Linked DNA regions of Homo sapiens: region 1 is linked to region 2. Evidence: read pairs that join two places in POLR2A ChIA-PET (ENCODE). Cell type or tissue: OCI-LY7. All regions are shown on one strand. Links, peaks and the distances in the headings refer to the core of each region. The heading gives the core; the rest is flanking DNA. Region 1 overlaps SETX (senataxin). Region 2 holds the start of TTF1 (transcription termination factor 1).

The links. ChIA-PET counts read pairs that join two places held together with the same protein. Peaks named below come from ENCODE experiments on the same cell type or tissue, not always from the same donor. Only the 100,000 strongest peaks of a DNase experiment are listed, where the experiment ranks them.
Region 1: POLR2A ChIA-PET joins it to region 2 with 15 read pairs; 3 of 35 experiments call an interaction of 5 or more read pairs at or near these places.

What each region holds. Positions count from the first base shown.
Region 1 is chr9:132,309,977-132,315,355 of GRCh38, reverse strand. It overlaps SETX (senataxin), which reads left to right. Exons shown (of 26, transcript NM_015046.7): 11 at 3,500-3,599. Among named protein-coding and RNA genes, the nearest start is that of SETX, 42 kb to the left of the region's middle. In OCI-LY7, for the core only: no CTCF peak of the experiment used is centred there; no DNase peak of the experiment used is centred there.
Region 2 is chr9:132,403,704-132,409,082 of GRCh38, reverse strand. It overlaps TTF1 (transcription termination factor 1), which reads left to right and starts at 2,243. Exons shown (of 11, transcript NM_007344.4): 1 at 2,243-2,293. In OCI-LY7, for the core only: CTCF peaks have their summits at 1,153 and 1,352 (motif pointing right); DNase peaks (open chromatin) are centred at 1,332, 2,192, 4,352 and 4,672; H3K4me3 peaks cover 2,741 bases; H3K27ac peaks cover 1,074 bases.

The sequences.
Region 1 (5,379 bases), core at 137-5,136, 94 kb after region 2:
GTCAGTTGCTTTGTCTGTTTTGGGGTTTGTGTTTGGCTGTCTTATGTAAGTCAAGGACAGTCTTGGTTATTGGGAGCCAGTGCTGCAGGAACTTCTTTTCCCCAGTGAAACAGCTGTTGTTTTAATAATGTAATATTTTGGCCAGGCACAGTGGCTCACGCCTGTAATCCCAACACTTGGGAAGGCCACAGTAGGCGGATCATCACTTGAGGTCAGGAGTTTGAGACCAGCCTGGCCAACTTTGGTGAAACCCTGTCTCTACTAAAAATACAAAAATTAGCCGGGCGTGGTGGCACGTGCCTGTAATCCCAGCTACTCAGGAGGCTGAGGCAGGAGAATTGCTTGAACCCGGGAGGTGGCGGTTGCAGTGAGCTGAGATCGTGCCACTGTACTCCAGCCTGGGCAACAGAGCAAGACCCTGTCTCCAAAAAAAAAAAAAAAAAAAAAAACACAATAAAATAATAATAATAATAATAATTTTTTTTAAAGAGAATTTTCTTGGGGTCACACACACAAAAAAGAAACCTCATTATAACCAAACAGTGTATTTAGTCTATGTGGAAGTATTTTTATCAAAACATAATATTCAACTATTTGATCTGAAAAATGTTAAATTACTAAATTATTAGGAACCTCCAGTTTTGTAGAATAATCTATTCTTAGTTACTGGGAAAAAAGAGAACTCAGACCTCCTTTGAAGATGAGGCCTAACTGGATATCTGTCGTTCATGTCTGGAGTGGGAAGAAAAGGAACATAGTTTGCTTCTTTGAAGTGATAGTGCTTTATGAGATTGTTACATTATTACCACTGACCTTTAATACTTGGAAAGCTAGCCGGGCTTGGTGGCTCACATCTGTAATCCCAGCACTTTGGGAGGCCGAGGTGGGTAGATCACCTCAGGTCAGGAGTTTGAGACCAGCTGGCCAGCATGGTGAAACGCTGTCTCTACTAAAAATACAAAATGTGGGCCGGGCACGGTGGCTCATGCCTGTAATCCCAGCACTTTGGGAGGCTGAGGCAGGTGGATCACCTGAGGTCAGGAGTTCAAGACCAGCCTGACCATGGAGAAACTCTGTCTCTACTAAAAATACAAAATTAGCCAGGCGTGGTGGTGGGCGCCTGTAATCCCAGCTACTTGGGAGGCTGAGGCAGGAGAATCACTTGAACCTGGGAGGTGGAGGTTGTGGTGAGCCGAGATCGCACCATTGCACTCCCGCCTGGGCAACAAGACCGAAACTCTGTCTCCAAAAAAAAAAGTGAGCTGGGCATGGTGGCGCATGCCTGTATTCCCAGCTAATGGGAGGCGGAGGCGGGAGAATCGCTTGAACCCACGAGGCGGAGGTTGCAGTGAGCGGAAATGGTGCCATTGCACTCCAGCCAGAGCAATAGGACTGAAACTGCATCTCAAAAAACAAAAAAAAAAACCAAAAAACTTGGAAGGCCACATTGTATATTCATCTCTGTTCAGTGTATTCTAAATGTTCTTATGTTCAGGGAGCTTGTTTTCTTTTTATTGTTTTTTTTTTTACAGCAGCTGACACCTTTTGAAAGGAGTATGTTTTCTAACCATCTGCATGATTTTTCATCCTCTGAACCTGGTTGATTACTTTTAACTTTGATAATGCTCTGATGGACCACAAACATACACTTGTTTGTACTTTGAAGTTATTTCATTTAGTGTGAAACTACTAGCTCATGCAATTTATGATTTCTTAATTTCCCAAGGCCACATGAGTTATGAAACAGATAAACCTGTAACTGCATCAAATACACAAACCTGTGAATTATGTAGTATATTGAGTATATGTTAATTAGGACTTTTTACCTAGCTAAGTTTCTCTTTGATAGCTCCAGAATTTCAGCTATCATTAATCGGTCATTGTAGCTTGACTATAAGAGATCCACTTAATCTCTGGCTCCTGGGGTTGCTGTAGAAGTTAATATTAGGCCCAAATAATTTCAAACTAAAAGTATCTGCCCTCCTTTTTCCAAGATGGGAACTATCTAGGATCTTCTAGGTACTCTCAGGTAAATCTCTTGTGATAAAATTTTAGTGATCCATTTTTTTTATCTTTGTTGTACACACTAGGATGCATTTTAACAGCTTTATTAAGGTATACTATACCATAAAATATACCCTTTTAAGGTGTATAATTGAATGGTTTTTTTAAGTAAATTTATAGTTGTATAGCCATCACCACAACCCAGTTTTAGAACATTTCTGTTGACCTAAAACAATCCTTTCTGCCCATTGGTAGTCATTCTTCATTCCTACCACTAGCCCGAGTCAAACACTAATCTCTCGTCTGTCTATAAATCTGCCTCTTCTGGAAATGTCATGTATATAGAAGTGTACATATGTGGTCTCTTGAATCTGGCTCCTTTCACTCCATGTAATCTTTTTGAGGCCTATCCTTGTAGCATGTATTAATAGGCCATGGCTTTTTATTGCCAAATGAGATTCTATTGTATGGATATATTACATTTGTTTATGCATTCACCAACTGATGGACATTTGGGTTGTTTCCACATTTTGGTGATTGTAAATAATGCTGTGAACATAAAATGCACTTTTGATGATGATTCTATGGAGTTGCCTTACTGTAGGGTATTCTGGGTGATACAAACTGATCATGACTATCATGGTCCAGAGTCTGACCTTACTAGCAGATAACACAGATTCAGTATTGTTTTGTTCCCCTGTCCATAGCATAACCCTTGTGGAGTCTTGGTTGGTTAACCAGTGCAGAAGCAGTTCAACACCAATAGTCTTTGAGGATAAGTTTCTTCAGAGGAACTGAAAGACTATTTGTTGATTTAAATACTTAATGACTAACTGTTACATTTAGACAAAACCCTCCTTAGGGCCCAAAAGGTAATATATTTGTTAGTTTTTTAAAAAGTGAAAGCTAATATGACTTTTTTATACTAGTAGTCTTCCTAAATTTGGGATTGGGAATAGTCTTATTTCTCAGAAGATCCTTAAGGGTACTTCTGAGTTTGGAGCTTTGACAGACTGGGAGATGGGTATAGAGCATTTTATAAACTGGCAGGATGACATGTTGGTGAGAAATCCCTAAGGTCTGCCACAAATCTAGGTCCTTTTGGACTTGTGAGCTAGCTGATCTGGTTGGGAAGTAGCATTCTACCGGAGCTGTCCAGCAGTACGTTATGCACTGCTGGAAATGCTCCACATCTGCCCACAGCGGAGCAGCCACAGGTGGCTGTTGAGCACTGCAAGTGTGACTAGTTTGAAGAACAGAATTTTTATTTTTTAACATTTTTATTAAATGTAAATAACCAGATGTAGCTAGTGGCTACTGAATTGGGCAGGACAGTTCCAGATAATTGTATTAACCTGCCGTGAATCAATTTTTAGTTTTTGTCACCTAGATTCTAGCTTCTGGATTTTACTGTTGCTTAACTTTGGAAAATGTTACTATTTAGCATCACTTTCCAGAATGTTGCTTTCTTAATTTGCTTTTGTGCTTTGTATAGGTGGCACAAGAATGGCTCAACTCTCCAAATAGAGAGAATTTCTATCAGTTGCAAGTACGAAAATTTCCTGCCGATTATATAAAATACTGGGAGTTTGCAGGTAAGTTTTTTCTTACGCAACTTGGAATATATGATATAATAATTGGAGATTTCTAATTAAGAGGAGATAGCATTATTTGAATTTAGGGGGACACAAATTTTCTAAGCTAAATTTGTGACTTCTTAGAATATGCTTAAAGTCTTAATGAGGATAGTTACTGGAACAATTATGAATGTAAAATTTATGATTTTTTTCCCCACTCTGTAGTTAGAATACTACAGGCTGAATTGTCAGTGGGGGCTGGGAATGGGAGAGAGGGTGAGTGGAGGGATTTGGTGGGGGTGTTGCATAATAGTCTTTACAGATTCTGAGTAAATCTTCCTGGCATCTGTCTTTTCATTTCATGATTGATCCGAACCACATACCACTTTTATATACTAGTTATAAATACACCAAACATTCAGAACTCTTTAAAATAAAATGAATAAGTCCTCTTTTTACCCCCAACCCCCATCCATCCTCCTCTGTAGATGTGCTTAAAAAAAAATGAGGCTGGGTGCGGTGGCTCATGCCTGTAATCCCAGCACTTTGGGAGGCCGAGGCGGGCGGGGATCACCAGGTCAAGAGATCGAGACCGTCCTGGCCAACATGGTGAAACCCCGTTTCTACTAAAAATGCAAACATTAGCCAGGCATGGTGGCGGGTGCCTGTAGTCCCTGCTACTTGGGAGGCTGAGGCAGGAGAATCACTTGAACCAGGGAGGTGGAGTTTGCAGTGAGCCGAAATAGCGCCACTGCACTCCAGCCTGGCACAGAGACTGTCTCAAAAACAAAACAAAACAAAAACAAAAAACAACAACTACAATTATATGTTACATGTATTATGTACTGTATTCTTACAATAAAGCTAAAGAAAAGAAACTAAAATCATAAGGAAGAGAAGATATATTTATTCATTAAGTGAAACGGATCATCATAAAGGTCTACATCTTTATCATCGTCACACTCAGTAGATAGATGAAGAGGAGGAGGGATTTGTCTTGCTCTCTCAGGAGTGGCAGAGATGGAGAAGAATCTATGAATTAGTGGACCTGTGCACTTCAAACTCATGTTCAATTGTCAGCTGTACATTGAGATGCAATAGCCACAAAGCAGAAAGAAAGCGGATGTTTGGCAGGAACTTATCATTTTCACACATGGTTTAGTAACAGTGAGCCATTTTTATTAGGGAATGATGAGAACTGTCCTAAAATCTAAGTTCCTAGATACCAGCCAAGGGGCAGCCTCGCAAGCAGGTCTTTTGAAGGATAGCATGCCTGCTATGTTAACTCTTTTCTGCACAGCATGTTATGAATAATGCTACTATGATCACCCATGTATCTCTTAGTGTTCTTCTGAATGCATTTTTGTTAAGTTTATATCCAGAAGTAGATTGTGGAATATTAGGGTGTGTATAAGTTCAACTTCAGTAAATAATGCCAAGCCTATTGTACAAAATTATATTCCACCAGCAGTATATGAGAAGTTGCATTTTTCTGTGTCTTCAGCAACACATTTGTATAGATTGTTTTGAGATTTTTAGCTGTTGGGCTGTGTGTATTGATGGTGTTTTGTGGGCTTTTGTAATGTCCTCATTAGGGAGATTGAGCATCTTTTCACATATTTAGTAGCTGTCTCAGTAACCTCTTTTGGAAAGTGCCTGTTCAAGGCTTTTGGTCATTTTCTGTTGTCTTTTTTTCAGTTGATTTGTAGGAGTTCTTTATATAATCTGGGTAGAAGTCATTTCCTCACTTTGACTTACATACTGACTCTTTTTAGTGATGTCTTAAAAATTTCTTTTT
Region 2 (5,379 bases), core at 154-5,153:
ATGAGCCACCTCACCAGGCCAGATGCTGCATTTTTAAAAATCCCCTTACCCACCCACCCACAACTTGGTGAAAAAGTTCAAACCTACAGAAAAGTTGAAAGTCGAAAGAAGAATACAATGAAAATACATATAGGCTTCACCTAGATTCGGTTAGATTTTGAAGGGAAGGGGAGGGTTAAAGAAAGAGTGGCGGCTCTACAGCAAATTCAGGCTTTATGTCCAGCATGAGACCTACAGAGGTGGGAGACCAGCTTAATGCCAGTGCCTACCGCTGCTTACAGGCTGGAGAAATTATAGGCCTGGGCGGGGAGGGGCCCGGTGGGTATGGCCTGCTGCCCGGGAAGATGTTGATAAGGTATTCCCATGATGAGGCAGTTTGGCCCTTGTTCTGGTGGAACGTGATGTTCCTGTCACTTTCTCCCAGCAGAATATGATAAGAGGCAGGCTGTTTCTCACTGCCTGAACCCCCGTGGAATGTTTCACTTTAAGCAAGGTCTGCAAAATGGCAGGGGGCTTACAAAATGGTGCAGTTTGGACTAACAGATTCACCCGTCCCCAGCACTGGTCACATTTTCTTGCTCTCTCTCTGTGAGCATGCACATACACACATTACAGAATCACCTGAAAAATATCTGTCAACACCATATTTAACCCTAAGTACGTCATCATGTAGCAAGGACATTCCCATGTGTAACTACAATGTCATTATCATGTCCGAAGATTTTAATGTGATACAATAGTGTTTAATATAAAATCCATTGCAAAGTTGAGACTCTGCATTTGAAAAAAAAAAAAAAAAGCTTCCCAGGTGATTGGTGCAGTTGGAGGAGGATTGGAAACCACTATTGGAGTTTTCCTGAATCGATACTGGATGATATCTAATCTCTCCTCTAGTGCCAGCCTTTTGTGGGTTCATTCATGCATCACTAGCACCACAAGGCTCTGGGTAAGTGGGGTCACCACAGAACACGTGACACCAATGACGGACCTGGACTTCAAGGCCTTCCATATCAACAGTGGACAACACCACATTTACAGACTTCTCCAGACGGAGCTCCAACTGCACGTCCACATCCCAGAGCAGCCCTTGCATGGCAACATGAGTACATACATAGGCTCATCGTTTCTCCAACCTGCTTCCCTTCCAGACTTTCACGGAAGCATAGTTTGTGCATTTTTTAATCAAAGCCACTTGGCAGATCACATAGAAGTCAGGTGGAACAGTGAGGGGCAAGATAGTGGAGTAGTAGAAAGAGCATAGGTCTGATTTCTGGCTGGCCCATTTAAGTCACCTTGGACAAGTTACTGTAAACCCAGGTTTCTCATCCACAAGGTGGGGCTAATAATACCTCATTACAAGGATTAAGTGAGAAAACTTGTTGCCTATATCGTATATGTTCACTATCCAAAAAGGTTAAACGTTTGGTTGGTAAATATAATGGCCTCGAATTGATGGCCAGGTTAAAGCTGCCCTTTTGGCTAAGTCTCTTCAGGACTCTGTTGAAATGGGAAGACTGGGATAGATCTCCAAAGCTCCTGCTAACTCTAAACTTCTGAGACTTCATCCAAGCTTAACATCCATCAGCCTCTGCACCAGATAGCCCCTGCAGACCTCTGACTTCCTCTCCCACCCCCTCCCCTGCATTCACATGCATTCACTTAGGCTGGGCGTGTGCGACCTGTCTGTCACCCTGTGGGTTCACTGTGTGGATTCACTCTGTGCTCCAGCTGCTCTGGCCTTGTCCCAGGTCCTCCAGCAACCAAGTTCAGGACTTTTGCACTCACTTCCAGCCTGGAACACTCTTCTGCCTAGATTTTTTGCCTGCCCTTTCCATTTAGAACTCAGTTCAAATGTCACCTCCTCAGTGAGCCCTCTCTTACATCTAAAGTAGCACCCACCGTCCCCTAGTCACTCTCCATCACGTCACCCTGTTTTATTTTCCTTACAAGATAATCTGAAATTATCTTAGTTGATTTGTCATCTGTCTTCCCAAGTTGTTCCTGGAGTTCACCAAAAACTGGAATAAATGGAATGCACGCATGCATTAGTACGTCAATGGAGGGGGATTCTGTCCTACTTTCTTCGTTTCAGGAGCACTCTCTACCCCACCTGACGTCTAAAGGACCCAGAAGGAAAATGGGTAGGCAAATGTGCGCGCCTCCAAGGCCTAGCGGCAGCCGTGTTACCATGGCAGCGTGACGCCGAGGGGGCCGGAAGGCGACGCACTACTACTTCCGCTTCCTCAACAGCAGCACTTCCGGGTTGGGAGAAAGGTGGCGGCGCTTTCGGAGGGTAAGTTGAAAGCGCCTTTGTTGTTTCTGTTTTTCAAAATGCGCGCGTAAAAACTCAGCGTGGGGTGGTGGGTTTCCCCGTCTTCTGGGAGACCCGCCTTTTGGCCTGAGGTCTCCAGGCCGCGGTCTTTGCCCCAGGCCTTATCTCGGGGAAACTGAGGCTTGGGTGTTTTTTTTTTTTTTTTTTAAAGATGGAGTTTTGCTCTTGTCGCCCAGGCTGGAGTGCGGTGGCGCGATCTCGGCTCACTGCAACCTCCGCTTCCTGGGTTCAAGCGATTCTCCTGCCTCAGCCTCCCGAGTAGCTGGGATTATAGGCGCCCGCCACCAAGCCTAGCTAATTTTTGTATTTTTAGTAGAGACAGGGTTTCACCATGTTGGCCAGGCTGGTCTCGAACTCCTGACTTCAGGTGATCCACCCGCCTCGGCCTCTCAAAGTGCTGGGATGACAAGCGTGAGCCACCGCGCCCGGCCGCGGCTTGGGTCTTTGGGAGTGAGAAGATGCAGAATTCACATCTGGTTAGTTCCTCCAGTCTCAGCCCTGGAGCGCCCACCCGGGAGCAGAGCGGGGTCTCTCTCGCACCCCAAAGGCGGTGAGAGAATCCGGGACCAGGTTTGGGCACGTACCTGCAGAGCGGGAAGTGTATGTTCTGAGTAAGGGGGGATAAATGCATATCCGTTCTCAATATGTATCGAGCACTGACTGGGGAGCCATTTGGGAGCAAGATGGCCAGGATTCCAGCCCTCAAGAAGCCGATCATATTATAACTGCCAAAAGTGCAATGGGGAGCAGCTGGTTGTTGGGAAACACTGTTAACCAGAAAGATGAGACCGGCTAAGGAGTTAGAGAGGTCCTCTTGAGAAAGTGGCTTTCATACTTGGACCAGTTAAAGGGCAGAAAGGTAATGCGGAGGAAGAGCTTTCCTGATGGAATGGGCTGTTTTTGCAAAGTTCCTGAGACGAAAAGGAAGGTAGTGTATTCTAGGAACTGAAAACAGCAGGGTTTCTGAAACCTAGAGAGAAGTGAGAGGTAGAGAGGTGGGCATGGACTTACCTCTGTCCATCTCTAGGCTAGATTATGAAGAAATGAAGACTCTTGCAGGTCTGTGAGGATTTTGACTTTATCTTAAGAATAACAGGGGAACCCTAAAAAGTTTTTAGCAGGGAGAGACTATATATTTAGAAGGTTGTACTGGGCTCCAGAGACCAGAGAGCAGCCTAGGAAGTATTTACAAAAAAGAAGGAAAGGAACTGATGGAAGGGGAAATGTTATTTAAAGAAATCAAGGCCGGGCGCTGTGGCTTACGCCTGTAATCCCAGCGCTTTGAGAGGCCGAGGCAGGTGGGTCACCTGAGGTCAGGAGTTCAAGACCAGCCTGGCCAACATGGCGAAACCCCGTCTCTACTAAAAATACAAAGATTAGCCAGGCTTGGTGGCTTGCGCCTGTAATCCCAGCTACTACTCCGGAGGCTGAGGCAGGAGAATCGCTTGAACCCGGGAGGCGGAGGTTGCAGTGAGCCGAGATCGTGCCACTGCACTCCAGCCTGGGTGACAGAACGAGATTCTGTCTCCAAAAAAAGAAAAAGAAAAAAAGAAAAGAAAAGAAATCAGCCAGTGGGTGGCTCACGCCTGTAATCCCAGCACTTTGGGAGGCCGAGGCGGTTGGATCACAAGGTCAGGAGATCGAGACCATCCTGGCTAACACGGTGAAACTCCGTCTCTACTAAAAAATACAAAAAAATTAGCCTGGCGTCGTGGCGGGCACCTGTAGTCCCAGCTACTCGGGAGGCTGAGGCAGGAGAATGGCGTGAACCCGGGAGGCAGAGCTTGCAGTGAGCTGAGATCACGCCACTGCACTCCAGCCTGGGCGACAGAGCAAGACTCCGTCTCAAAAAAAAAAGAAAAAAAAGAAATAATCGGCTTTGCTCTGTTTGTGATTTATTAAGAGGTCCTAAAAGATGGGCCTGAAAAGTGTCTGTTGAAATTTGTGGCTTTAAGAACAAAGGCACTCTTGCTGGAACGGTCTCAGTGGAGTAGTGGGGTGGGAGCTACCAGGATGTGGGTTAATAAGTGGATGAAAGGTGAGGTAATGGAAAGAGTGATTTCTCTTTCAGGAAATGTTGCTGTGAAGGGGAAGAAAGAGAACAGCTGGATGAGACTTTAGGGTTAAACGACAGTTGCATTTTTTTTTTAAGTTAGAGGAGATTAAATATTGTTGGCATTTTGCTAGAAAACGCAGGCTGAAGATACAGGAGAGAGATGAGAGAGAAGATACGGAGAGACCACCATCTCTCTGAGAAGGCAGGAGAGGGTTGGGAGCCAGCACACATTTTCCTTCCTATAACGGAAGGAAATAGCCTTTGACAGAAGGGACACTTCCTTTGTTGCAGCGAGACAGAGAGAGAGAGGATGTGGCAGTGCAAGTAGGTGTGTTAGACTTGGGGGAGTAACATATTCCTTGTCTAATACAGCTGATATTTACTACCCCGGATAAATTAGGTAGCTTCTGTAGAAAATGTGCTTAGCATTGAGACTTTAAAGACCGCTGATATAGAGAGAGCTCCAGGATCTATGTTGTTAGGTGAAAATAGCAAATGCAGATCACAATATATAGATGTTAACCTTCTGTGTAAAAAAGGAGAGGAAATATGAAGATCATTTTTATTTTTGTACGACGTAAATGTGTCATTTAGCCAAAGATAAATCTAAAAAAATGAAACCCAGAAGCAATACAGAGCAAAGAGAACAATAAGACATGTTTGCAAAATTATATTTTTAATCATCTCTTTTGGAAAGTGCATTTATATTTCTGTATTTTAATTCCAAGTGCACACACCCTGTATGTGAGTATTAACGTTAGTGGCTTGTGAAATTTATTCCAGTGTATCGCAGAACGTCCGCTCTTTGTTGGACACTAACAAGGCATATCCAACTTCTTTCACAAAGAGGCCAACTTCTGGTTTGAGGTCAGTGGATACCTGATATCCCCACTGCGAAGCCCTTTTGTGGATCCTGCACTCGAATGGAGTCTAATGGCTTCTCCATGGTACAAACACAGAGGGGAACAAGACAGATAAACCATCTTTTTCT